Linked DNA regions of Homo sapiens: region 2 is linked to region 1. Evidence: chromatin loops called from intact Hi-C (ENCODE). Cell type or tissue: IMR-90. All regions are shown on one strand. Each heading gives the region's core, and the rest is flanking DNA. Links, peaks and the distances in the headings are about the cores only.

What was found. Hi-C counts contacts between places; a loop is a spot of excess contacts. Peaks named below come from ENCODE experiments on the same cell type or tissue, not always from the same donor. Only the 100,000 strongest peaks of a DNase experiment are listed, where the experiment ranks them.
Region 2: it touches region 1 in a loop (3-fold over the local background); 11 of 110 quality-filtered maps call a loop at or near these places.

Annotation. Positions count from the first base shown.
Region 1 is chrX:103,627,925-103,633,310 of GRCh38, forward strand. TCEAL1 (transcription elongation factor A like 1) reads left to right here and starts at 1,051. Exons shown (of 3, transcript NM_004780.3): 1 at 1,051-1,101; 2 at 1,570-1,649; 3 at 1,961-3,029. The coding sequence starts at 1,993. The coding sequence ends at 2,472. RefSeq lists enhancers at 676-745, 1,617-1,911, 1,816-1,865, 1,936-2,005. In IMR-90, for the core only: a CTCF peak has its summit at 2,215 (motif pointing left); a DNase peak (open chromatin) is centred at 2,197; H3K4me3 peaks cover 2,037 bases; H3K27ac peaks cover 1,689 bases.
Region 2 is chrX:103,572,667-103,578,052 of GRCh38, forward strand. It overlaps a transcript of TCEAL4 not described here. Among named protein-coding and RNA genes, the nearest start is that of TCEAL4, 10 kb to the right of the region's middle. In IMR-90, for the core only: no CTCF peak of the experiment used is centred there; no DNase peak of the experiment used is centred there; H3K27me3 peaks cover 303 bases.

The DNA of each region.
Region 1 (5,386 bases), core at 168-5,167:
ATTATTGCATAGTTTAATATGGAATGCCCTCCCTGCTGCATCTATCTTTTGGGGTCCAGCAGTCCCAGAACTCAAATATTTGTTGATTTAGTGAATTAATATAAACTTCCTCAACCAGAAGCACCAAGAGGTGGCTGGTTAAGGATTGAGAGTCCCAGTAAAATCTATTTATTCTATTATGAATAACTACTGAATAATTTATATATATGTACACATGTATATAAATATATTTTATAATCTATTCAGTGTGTATACATGCATATATATGCGTGTATATATATACACGCATATATATGTGTGTATATATATACACACATAGAGAGAATAATGCCAAGCTCTCCACCAAGGACTATCCCATTTCAGATAATAAGTGTTCTGGACTGTTTGTACTTAGATGGACAAATACGTATTTGATTTATGAAAATCAAAGTATTCATTCTTTTTAGATCTACAAACTTTACAAACTCAACTCTTTCTACAGGTCTCGAACTGAATGATTACCAATTTAGATCTGGGGGCTCAAAAAAACAAAATGTGATGTCAAGAAAAAGTGAAAGATTGTCTCCCATGAAAGTGACAAGAGATGAAACATGCTGAATGAGCCTAAATGGACATGATGGAGATACGGATGTGGATTAAAACTGAGAGTGTTGGGATATAAGGATATAATACTGATTTATGAAGGTGAACAGTCAAACGTCAGTGCAGGATCTGAACTGCAGGGGAAATAAGGGGCCTTGGTGGCTAAGGAAGGGAGGAGGGGAGAAAGAGGTGGTACTAGGGGAAGTAGCACAGAGGAAGAGGCAATACTACCCGAGACTAGATGCGGACCGTCTCTGGCAACCAGGAAAAGGCAAATACAAAGAGAGGTGAGTGACAATGCCTGGTGTGTCTCGGGTCAGAGAACACTAGCAGGCACTAGCAGGTGGCTGCGGCAGGGCCGCAGATCAAAGTGGTAACTGGGGATCTGAGTTCGGCAGTGACGCGCGTCCCTCACGTGACCAGGAGCCTCTATGTGCCCAAGTCCCTCTCGTCCCGGTCTTTTTTTTGCCTGTCCACCATCTCCCTATTACCCTTTGGTCGAGAGGGAAAGCAGAAGAAGTAAGTTCCCTCTACCCTCTTAAATCGGTGTGAGTGTCGGCGCTGCCTAGTAACCCGGGGAATGGGGTTGACAGAATCGGGATGGCGGAGTCCAGGCCTTTCCCTAAGCTCCAGCCCCGCCCCCCGCGCCCACATTTCTGTGCAAAATATGGTGGTCTTTGGGGCGGGGTGGGGAGGCGAGTACCTCCCCCGTCCCCCGGGAGGGGGGTACAGACATTTGGAAATAGTTTCTAAAAATGCTTCGCTTCCACTTCTCATCTGAAAAGAAATGGCAAGCTTTGCGGGGTGGGGAGGTGGGAGCACGGAGGACGAAGCTTGACGCAGGGGCTGAGACGAAAAGAGAACCCGAGAGCTAGGGGAGCGTGCAGGCAGTGGCTGGTGCCCAGAAAGTGGGGGGTGGGGGGTGTCAGTCAGTCCGTCCCTCCTCCCCACTCCCCGCCCCCTACCCTGTCTTGCGTCTGTGTGCAGGTCTGCTGGTCACAGCGGGGCACCTCGAGGAGAGGACGACTAGGAGCACACGGCCCGGAAAGGTCCAGGTCAGGGAAGGGGTACGCAGTGGGCCGGGACTGGGGCGCGAGGGTGGACGCCGAAAGGCATGGAGTCTGCAGGCCGCACTGTCCCGCCCCTGTCACTGCGGGCGAGGCCTGTAGCAAAGCCTGCTGGGAAAATGGTGGGCTTTCGGGAAGGAGGGGGCGACCGGGAAGCGGCGGAGTCGGGAGAGCCGGAGAGCCTCTGGGAAAGCGCAAGGTTGAGGACCTGGCCCCCGAATCAGGAAAAGGCAGGTATTGGAACCCACGGCCTGGGTGTTAGTCCAGCCGCTTAGTATTCTGACTCTATTCTGCCTTTCTTGTCTCCTAAGAATAACTGTGCTTGAAGAAGAAAATTCCCAACATGGACAAACCACGCAAAGAAAATGAAGAAGAGCCGCAGAGCGCGCCCAAGACCGATGAGGAGAGGCCTCCGGTGGAGCACTCTCCCGAAAAGCAGTCCCCCGAGGAGCAGTCTTCGGAGGAGCAGTCCTCGGAGGAGGAGTTCTTTCCTGAGGAGCTCTTGCCTGAGCTCCTGCCTGAGATGCTCCTCTCGGAGGAGCGCCCTCCGCAGGAGGGTCTTTCCAGGAAGGACCTGTTTGAGGGGCGCCCTCCCATGGAGCAGCCTCCTTGTGGAGTAGGAAAACATAAGCTTGAAGAAGGAAGCTTTAAAGAAAGGTTGGCTCGTTCTCGCCCGCAATTTAGAGGGGACATACATGGCAGAAATTTAAGCAATGAGGAGATGATACAGGCAGCAGATGAGCTAGAAGAGATGAAAAGAGTAAGAAACAAACTGATGATAATGCACTGGAAGGCAAAACGGAGCCGTCCTTATCCTATTTAATGTGTTCGGCCTTTAATTCTGTTTTGCCTGCTAATAGTATTGCCATTGCCACCTGGACTTTCTGTTTGCATTTTCTTAATGCCTTTTCCCATATTCTGAATTTTAACTTTTTGTGAGGCTTTATTTTAGATGTTTAGCATGTAACTCGCTTAAAGTTGAGGTTTCCCCCTAAAATCTACAAGTTTCCCTCTTTCAGTCATGAGCCCTACACATTTGCATGAAAGATGTACATTATATATTGTGAAACGAAAAAAGCAATTTTCAAATGGTATATATTGTATCCCATTTTTGTAAAAAAAATGTATATTTATATATTAATATGCAAAGAAAAAGCTAAAAGTATAGACTTCAAAGGCATAACAGTGGTTGTGTGGTAAGATAATAGGTGATTTTTTAAATTTTTGTTTTATCTGAATTTCTCATTTTTTCAGGACAAACGTTTTACTTGTGTTGCAAAAATATATAATGAAAAAATCACACAATTTTGAAGAAAACTGTCAATCAGCTTATAACGACAATGTGGCACTTAATAAATACTTGTCAGAACTTTAAAAAAAGTGAATCCTATGTTTTTTTCTGAATCTCTTAGGCACAAATATTAGCCAGATATGGATTATATTTAATAGTCATTTTGTTCTCATTTAAATAGGAATAATACTTGCTTTACAGTGCTACTGTGGGACCAGATGAGAAAAAGGTTGTGTGAGCTATGTTCGGGGTCTTTATTCCACCTGCACAGGCAGGACCCCAACCCCTATAGATTCCCTGCAGACATAGGGAAGGTACCCAAAGGAGATCTCACTTGTGCTCACAAACAATTCCGGTGAGATTCCAAGTGAGTGCCACATTCTATTCATGTCCTGCTGTACTCTCAGATACCTACCGTATCTGCTAGGCACAGCTGCTCCTTCTCCTGGGTCCTGATCCTTCCACTGGCTCTCATCCCTGCTGACGTGCTGGACTGCTTAAGGTACAAAGCCTCACTGATTGCTCTGGAGTCCCTGGTGGGCCCAAGCTGAATTGTGTCTCCTGCAGATATATGAATGCCCTTCTTCCAGCTTTAATATTGCACTTAGCTAGGAGGCTACCATCTCAATGCTGCTTAGACCTCAATGTCTTTAAAAAATGCTTAGTAAGGCCAGGCGCGGTGGCTCACGCCTGTAATCTAGCATTTTGGGAGGCCGAGGCAGGCAGATCACGAGGTCAGGAGATCGAGACCATCCTGGGGAACACGGTGAGACCCCATCCCTACTAAAAATACAAAAAAAAAATTAACCGGGTGTGGTGGCGGGCGCCTGTAGTCCCAGCCACTCGGGAGGCTGAGGCAGGAGAATGGCTTGAACCCGGGGGACAGAGCTTGCAGTGAGCCAAGATCGCGCCACTGCATTCCAGCCTGGGAGACAGCAAGACTCCGTCTCAAAAAAAAAAAAAATGCTTAGTAAAATAGTTCTTCCATTTTTTTTTTTTTTCCATTTAGGACCTTCCTTTTCTCCACTGGACTCAAACATGATTCCACCTTTTCTCCACCTGACTCAAACATGATTCCACTAGGTCCTGGGCTAGGAGACAAAATTATTGAGCCAGACACCATGCTGTGTACTCAGAATTGGAACTTCCCTCCCAAATATCCAAGGATAACTATCATTTTAATTGTCTAACTTGCCTTAAGATGAGTTCTCTCTCAGGGGCTTCTGGCAAGCTTGCCTTGCCAATTCAGCTGACTTGCTCAACTTGTATAAATTAAAGAGGAAGATAATGCTTAGGCTCAAACTAAGACATTCCCCCTTCTACACTGCTCCATATCAGCAAGACACATGCAAAACTACTTTCTACAACATTAAAGTACTATATATGTATATGTACATAAACATATATATTAGATATGATTTCTCTACTAAGCTACCTTTATAAATCCTAAGATTTTGTTTTATTGATTCTGTTAGTGCTAGAGATACAGAGTGGTTAATAATGATTAAAAATCATGACCCAGTCATGAATTCTGAGATTCTCTTTGATTGACTATATAAGCTTTACTGTGTTGACTTCTCTAGAGCTATGATTTGCAATTCCAAAAGGAACGTGGTGAAGGAGGGATTGTTAACTGAAATTCAACATTAAAATTATTTAAATATTTTATATATCAGTGTTTCCCTTATAAAAAATGCAGAAACCCGTTTTCTACGCCAGACCCAGTAAATCTGCTTTTTCATAAATTAGCACACTAAAAGTTGGACAGCCACTGGCATATATGGTATACTTCTGATTTTATTGAGAATAAACTATGATGTAAATGGAAGAAAATACAGATAATTGTGTCAGAATTAAAAGGGTGAAAGCCTCATCCAAGCATATTTTTAAGTAAGCAACTAAAGATAGTCATACAAATTTTATAACATAAAATTTAGATTTCTTACAGCAAAGCAAGACCTTACACAAAATTAAAACCTAAGAGACAACTTAATAGAAATGTATTTTCCATGACTGATGTTATATAATACCTTACATTCCATACTTTCAATATGAGTAAAATGCATCAGAAGTAAATTCAAAGTTCTCCTTTAGTAATGATCTCAAAAAAACGGTTGAGCCAGCCCTGTACCCTTGGCTTTCTTTTGTTTTTATATTTTTACCATACAATGCCATTTGGAGGAGGTCTTCATGTCTCCAGAACACTCTTCAAGGCCAATGACAGCCTGATGGGTGCTGGTAAAACTGGAATTCTGGCTGGAGTGAGATCAGGTTCCAGGCTCACTGGAATTAGTTTTATAAGAGAGGATAAATCCATCCCCCTAACGCTAAGAGTGGTGGTGCTTAGGCAGGAGGTGGAAGGGCTCACTCAGGCCACATTCCCCTCTGGGGTGGGTCTGACTTTTGTTTCTCTGCTCCAGCCTACAGCAGGCACAGGGCCCTCTTA
Region 2 (5,386 bases), core at 95-5,094, 55 kb before region 1:
AATGTTTTACCAAAATTATTCTAGCATATTGGTCTCATACACATTGTATTATGGAAAAAGGCATTTTTAATATATCAAATCCATGAGGACAGTTATAGCGCTTTTGCCATTTTCCTCTTGTAAATTCAGAAAGTAAATAGAAACATTAGTGAAAGAACATTAAAAATGCGTTATAATTTGGCTGAGAGTGCAGGGGTGATTGAGATAGATGAATCTGGTAAGTAAAGAAAAAAAACAAGGCTTGATGCTGAAAGGCTAGATGGGGCAATGAGTACATCTGATTATTAACCTGGTGGGTGCATGACGAACAAGGAGACTGGGCAAGAGTGCTCTAATTCTGTGTTAAAAAAAAAAAGACTAAGGGAAACAGCTTTAACTGCTGTAAATAACGTACTATAAGCAGGACTCCTGGGGAAACAGTGTTACTGGAATAAAAATATCACAAGCTTTTTTTGAATTCATGTTAATACATGATGAAAACAAAAAGCACAGAAATATATATCATAAATTTCAAGAAACAGTCCAATCCCCTTACCAAGCTCTCTGGACTCTGAAATTTGTATTCTATTTCATTGAGGCTTATTCAGTTCTGTTCTTTCCCAGTCAAAAGTCTTTTTAAAAATCATAAATCTTAATGAGCTGCAATTATGCCTGACTCAGATGATGTGAGCATTCAATGAGTGCAGCTCATACCCCACTCTCTGCTGGGTCAGCCAATGTAGGACCCGCAGCCCCTGAGCTATTGGCCCAGAGTGTGGGGAGGTGACCCTGCTGAACCAATAAGAGCCTTCCTGGGATGTTCAGCCTTGGATGTTGAAGAGGAAACTGGTGTGGCTCTTTGCTTAGGTTTGGTAGCTTTATTGTCTAATCTTTTGCTCCCAATCATGGAGATTTAAGGATATAAATTCAGGGCTAGTAGTTGTGGACATAATTCCTGCCTCATACATCATGTTAGTCCATTTGTGCTGCTAAATACCTGAGACTGGGTAATTTATAAGGAACAGAAAGTTATTTCTCACAATTCAGGAGGCACCAGCAAGTTTGATATCTGGTTGAAGGATCAGGTTCTGCTTCCAAGAAAGCATCTTGTTGCTGCATCCTCATTTGGAGGAAAGTGTAGGGACAAAAGGGGCCTACGCAGTTCCCTCCAGCCCTTTTATAAAGTCGTTTATCCTGTTCATGAGGGCAGAGCCCTCATAGCCTAATCACCTGCTAGGGCCCCCACCTCTGAATACCATTACATTGGATATTAAGTTTCAACATGAATTTTGGAGTAGACACAAACATTCAAACCATAGCACATGGCAACTGATTAAGAAAAATAATGTGACACACACACACACACACACACACACACACACACACAAGCTAAATGAATGTTATCTTATTTTTTTCACTTCCAAGCACATATGCCTGAAAATAAAACCCACCACCTCAACTTGGAAGGATGAAATCCCAGCTCCCAGTGCAGTCACCAGTACAATGGGTTTGGTCCTTATTCCTGGCCCCTTACTGCCCATCTCCTCTTTGATCCTGGCCTGTTACTACTGGATAAGAGGAGAATAAGGATGGTGTGAGGAGGAGAAAGTTTGAAAAAGTAGCCACTCTTTCCCCTTATCTTGAGGGACTTTAAAAACAAATCTAGGGTCATCGGCAGGTTTTGCCCAGTCCCTGAGGAGGACATTAGGGGAACATGAGAGCACCCAGACTTCTCTTTAGTGGGTCATCAGTCCAGTCCTTGCATGCTGACCCGTGGTCCATCTGAGAGATGTGATAGGCCAGCCCTGCCCCTCATGGCTTCTACTATTACTAAGTAATACCAAAACCCATCCATAATTTAACTACCTCTGCTTCCAAGATCTTTCCACACAGAGGTAAGTGTGAACAACATCAGCCTTTGGAGGTTGAAACTAGGCAGGGACCATATGGCTTTGGGTGGACCTGATGCTTGATCAGATATTTTGTCATGCACTATAAGGAATCTTGTTTTAAGAATAAATAATATGCATAGTCATTACACTTGTTAAAATAATTGTGAATAGTGAATTCTGTCCCTTCTAGTAACTGAGAGTCCTTTCCCAGATGGAATCTTCTCACAGAACTGAAGGACCTTACCCATGGCCGGGTAGGTTTTGGGTTAGGTCTGACACCAGAACCCAGGACGATCTCTTGAATTTCACTCCAGCGTCTGCTCTATCAGACATGGCATTAGACTGAGTGTTTGAGCCTATCAGAGACTCATAGAAACTGTGCCTCTCTGCATTAACCTGCTTGCCAAGAAATACGTTAAAATAAAATCTAAATGCTATGTTGATTTGCTTGATCTCCCTCAATATTCACTTGGTTAATTAATTCAAATTAAAATGTGTAAGCACATTTTTCTCTTAACAAACTCCAACAACTGGGGATATCAGCAATCATGCTGAATTCCAGGGGCTGCTTCTCCTTTTCACTGTCTTTGAATTTCTTCTTGTGGCCTCAAACCTGAACCCATTTTCAACTCCATAGGTATGTGGTTTTGTAGACAGGAGGGTGACAGAGGGATTACAATGGAAGTAGCAGTGCTATATTTGTGTTTTTATCCCATGTTGTTTGAAGCTGTAATTTGTTCATTTTCATTTCTGTGTTGTAATGCATTATAGGACTATAACACTATTCTTCTGTTGATGAACATTTGCATTGCTTTATGTTTTGTACTTAATGATCAATCTTGTTCACATCTTTTGGTGGACATAAAAACTCATTTCTGTTGCATATATACCAGGAGTGCAACTACTGAGTCAGAGCATACATGAATGTTTAACCTTAGTAAATACTGACAGCTTTCCAAAGTGCTTTTTCAATTTGTAGTTCCAGCCAGAATGTATATGTGGGTTCTAGTTACTCTGTATCCTTACCAACTCTCCACATTATTTGTATTTCAACTATTATATGCCCATTTCACAGATGGGCTAACCCCTGGGCCTAGAAGAGGTTACTTTTCTAAAGTAAATACCAAGTCTGAATTCTAGATTCTTTCCACTATGCCAGGTTTTCAACTTTTAGATTATGAGTTTCCAGTACTCAAGTATTGGTTGTTCCAATTACACAGGATAACACTTTTGTAACTTTAAAATTATATGTATTTTGGCCGGGTGCAGTGGCTCATACCTGTAATCCCAGCACTTTGGGAGGTCGAGTCAGGTGGATCACTTGAAGTCAAGTGTTCAAGACCAGCCTGTCCAACATAGGAAACCCCATCTGTACTAAAATACAAAAATTAGCCAGGTATGGTGGCACATGCCTGTGATCCCAGCTACTCAGGAGGCTGAGGCACAAGAATTGCTTGAACCCAGGACGCAGAGTTGCATGAGCCGAGATGGTGCCACCGCACTCCAGCCTGGGTGACAGAGTGAGACTCTGTCTCAAAAATAAAAAATAAAAAAAAATTACATGCATTTTGAGTTACCCCCACAAATGAATAGAATGATACCTGTACCCTGATATGCATCTATATTAGTAGTCACTCAACATCACATCTCAATGATGACGATTGTTGTGGTGGTTGAGGTTAAATTGTTTCCTTTGGTCTAAGACATGGGCTGACAAACTTTTTCCATAAAGGGCCAGAAAGTAAATATTTCAGGCTTTGTGGGATATCTATTTATGATTTATTTTACTCCTAGTATTATTTCATCTTTTATACAGGTTATTAAGGTTAGTATTGCTGCATAACAAATTACTCCAAAATTTAATCATTTATATTCAAGAAGAGTTCAGCTGCTAGGTTCTTATTTTGGGACTCTCATGATGCTGAGGTCAAGATGCCAGCTGGAGGCCAGGCGCCGCAGCTCACGCCTGTAATCCCAGCGTTTTGGGAGGCCAGGGTGAGTAGATCACCTGAGGTCAGGAGTTTGAGGCCAGCCTGGCCAACATGGTGAAACCCCGTCTCTGCTAAAAATATAAAAATTAGCCTGGTGTGGTGGCATGCCCCTATAATCCCAGCTACTCAGGAGGCTGAAGCAGGAGAATCGTTTGAACCCAGGAGGTGGAGGTTGCAGTGAGCTGATATTGCACCACTGCACTCCAGCCTGGGTGACAGAGCGAGACTGTCTCAATCAATCAATCAGTCAATAAAATATGTCATCTAGGACAGCAATCATCTTTAAGTTGGACTAGGATGGAAATCCAAGAGGGCTCACTAAGAGGGATGGCAGTTATTGCTGGCTTTTGGATTACAACACAGCTGGAGCTGTCAATCAAAGAGCAAATATATGGCCTTTTCAGCATGGTGGTTTCAGGGTAGGAAGAATTGTTACATGGCAGCTGCTTCTCCAAGAGTGAATATTCCAAAAATGCCAGGCAGATCTTTGTGGGGTGTTTTGACCTAACCTCAAAAGTCACACAAAGTGATTTACACTGTATTATACTGATCAAAATAGTCGCAGGGCCTCCCAAATTCAAAAGGAAGAGACAAAGTCCACATCTGTCAATGCGAAGAATGGAAAGGTCACATATCATATGTGGAGCGGGACATAACAACTTCGGAAATTAAATCTCTTCCCCAGGTAAATAAATGGATGCAATATGCATATAGATATTCAATAGATCAATGTTGTTAATAGTAAAAGTATGGAACATTTCTAATGCTAATCAATGGAGAATTGATTAAATAAACTTTGGTAACTCTAAAGAGTAGAATATTATGCAACCATTAAAATGTATAAGGTAGTCCTATGTAGACTGACATGGGAATGTTCTGAAGATATAGTTTTAAGTGAAAGAATCAAGTAGCAGAACAGTATATACAGTACAATTTCATTAAATATACAAATTGTATATGAAATAAGCATAGAAAAATTTAGTAAAATATAGCATACAACCCCACCCTCTACATTATATGTATGTTTGATTTTCTGTAGTTTTTATAATTAACAACATAGTAAACATTTAGCTACATATATCAATAAATCTTAAAATTCTCATAACTTTTGATCCATTAATTCAAGTTCTTAGAATAAATCCAAATAAAATAATCAAGGAAATGTACTAACATATAAATATTAAAACATGCATAATAGAGAAAAATTATGTGACTTTAATTCAATCCATTATAGTGAAAATCTGCATATATAATACTTTGAAATAATCAATATTATGACAGATTTTTATCACAGCTTTATTGAGATATAATTCTCATGCCATATAATTCGCCTATTTAGGGTGCATAATCCAATGGTTTTTTAATATACTCACAGAGTTGTGCAACCATCATCACAATCAACCTTAGAACATTTTCATCACCTCAAAAAGAAATCTCATGCCCATTAGCAGTCACTAACATTTTCCCTTCAATTTCCCACCCCTAGCCCTATGCTACTACTAATTTACCTTCTGTCTCTATGGA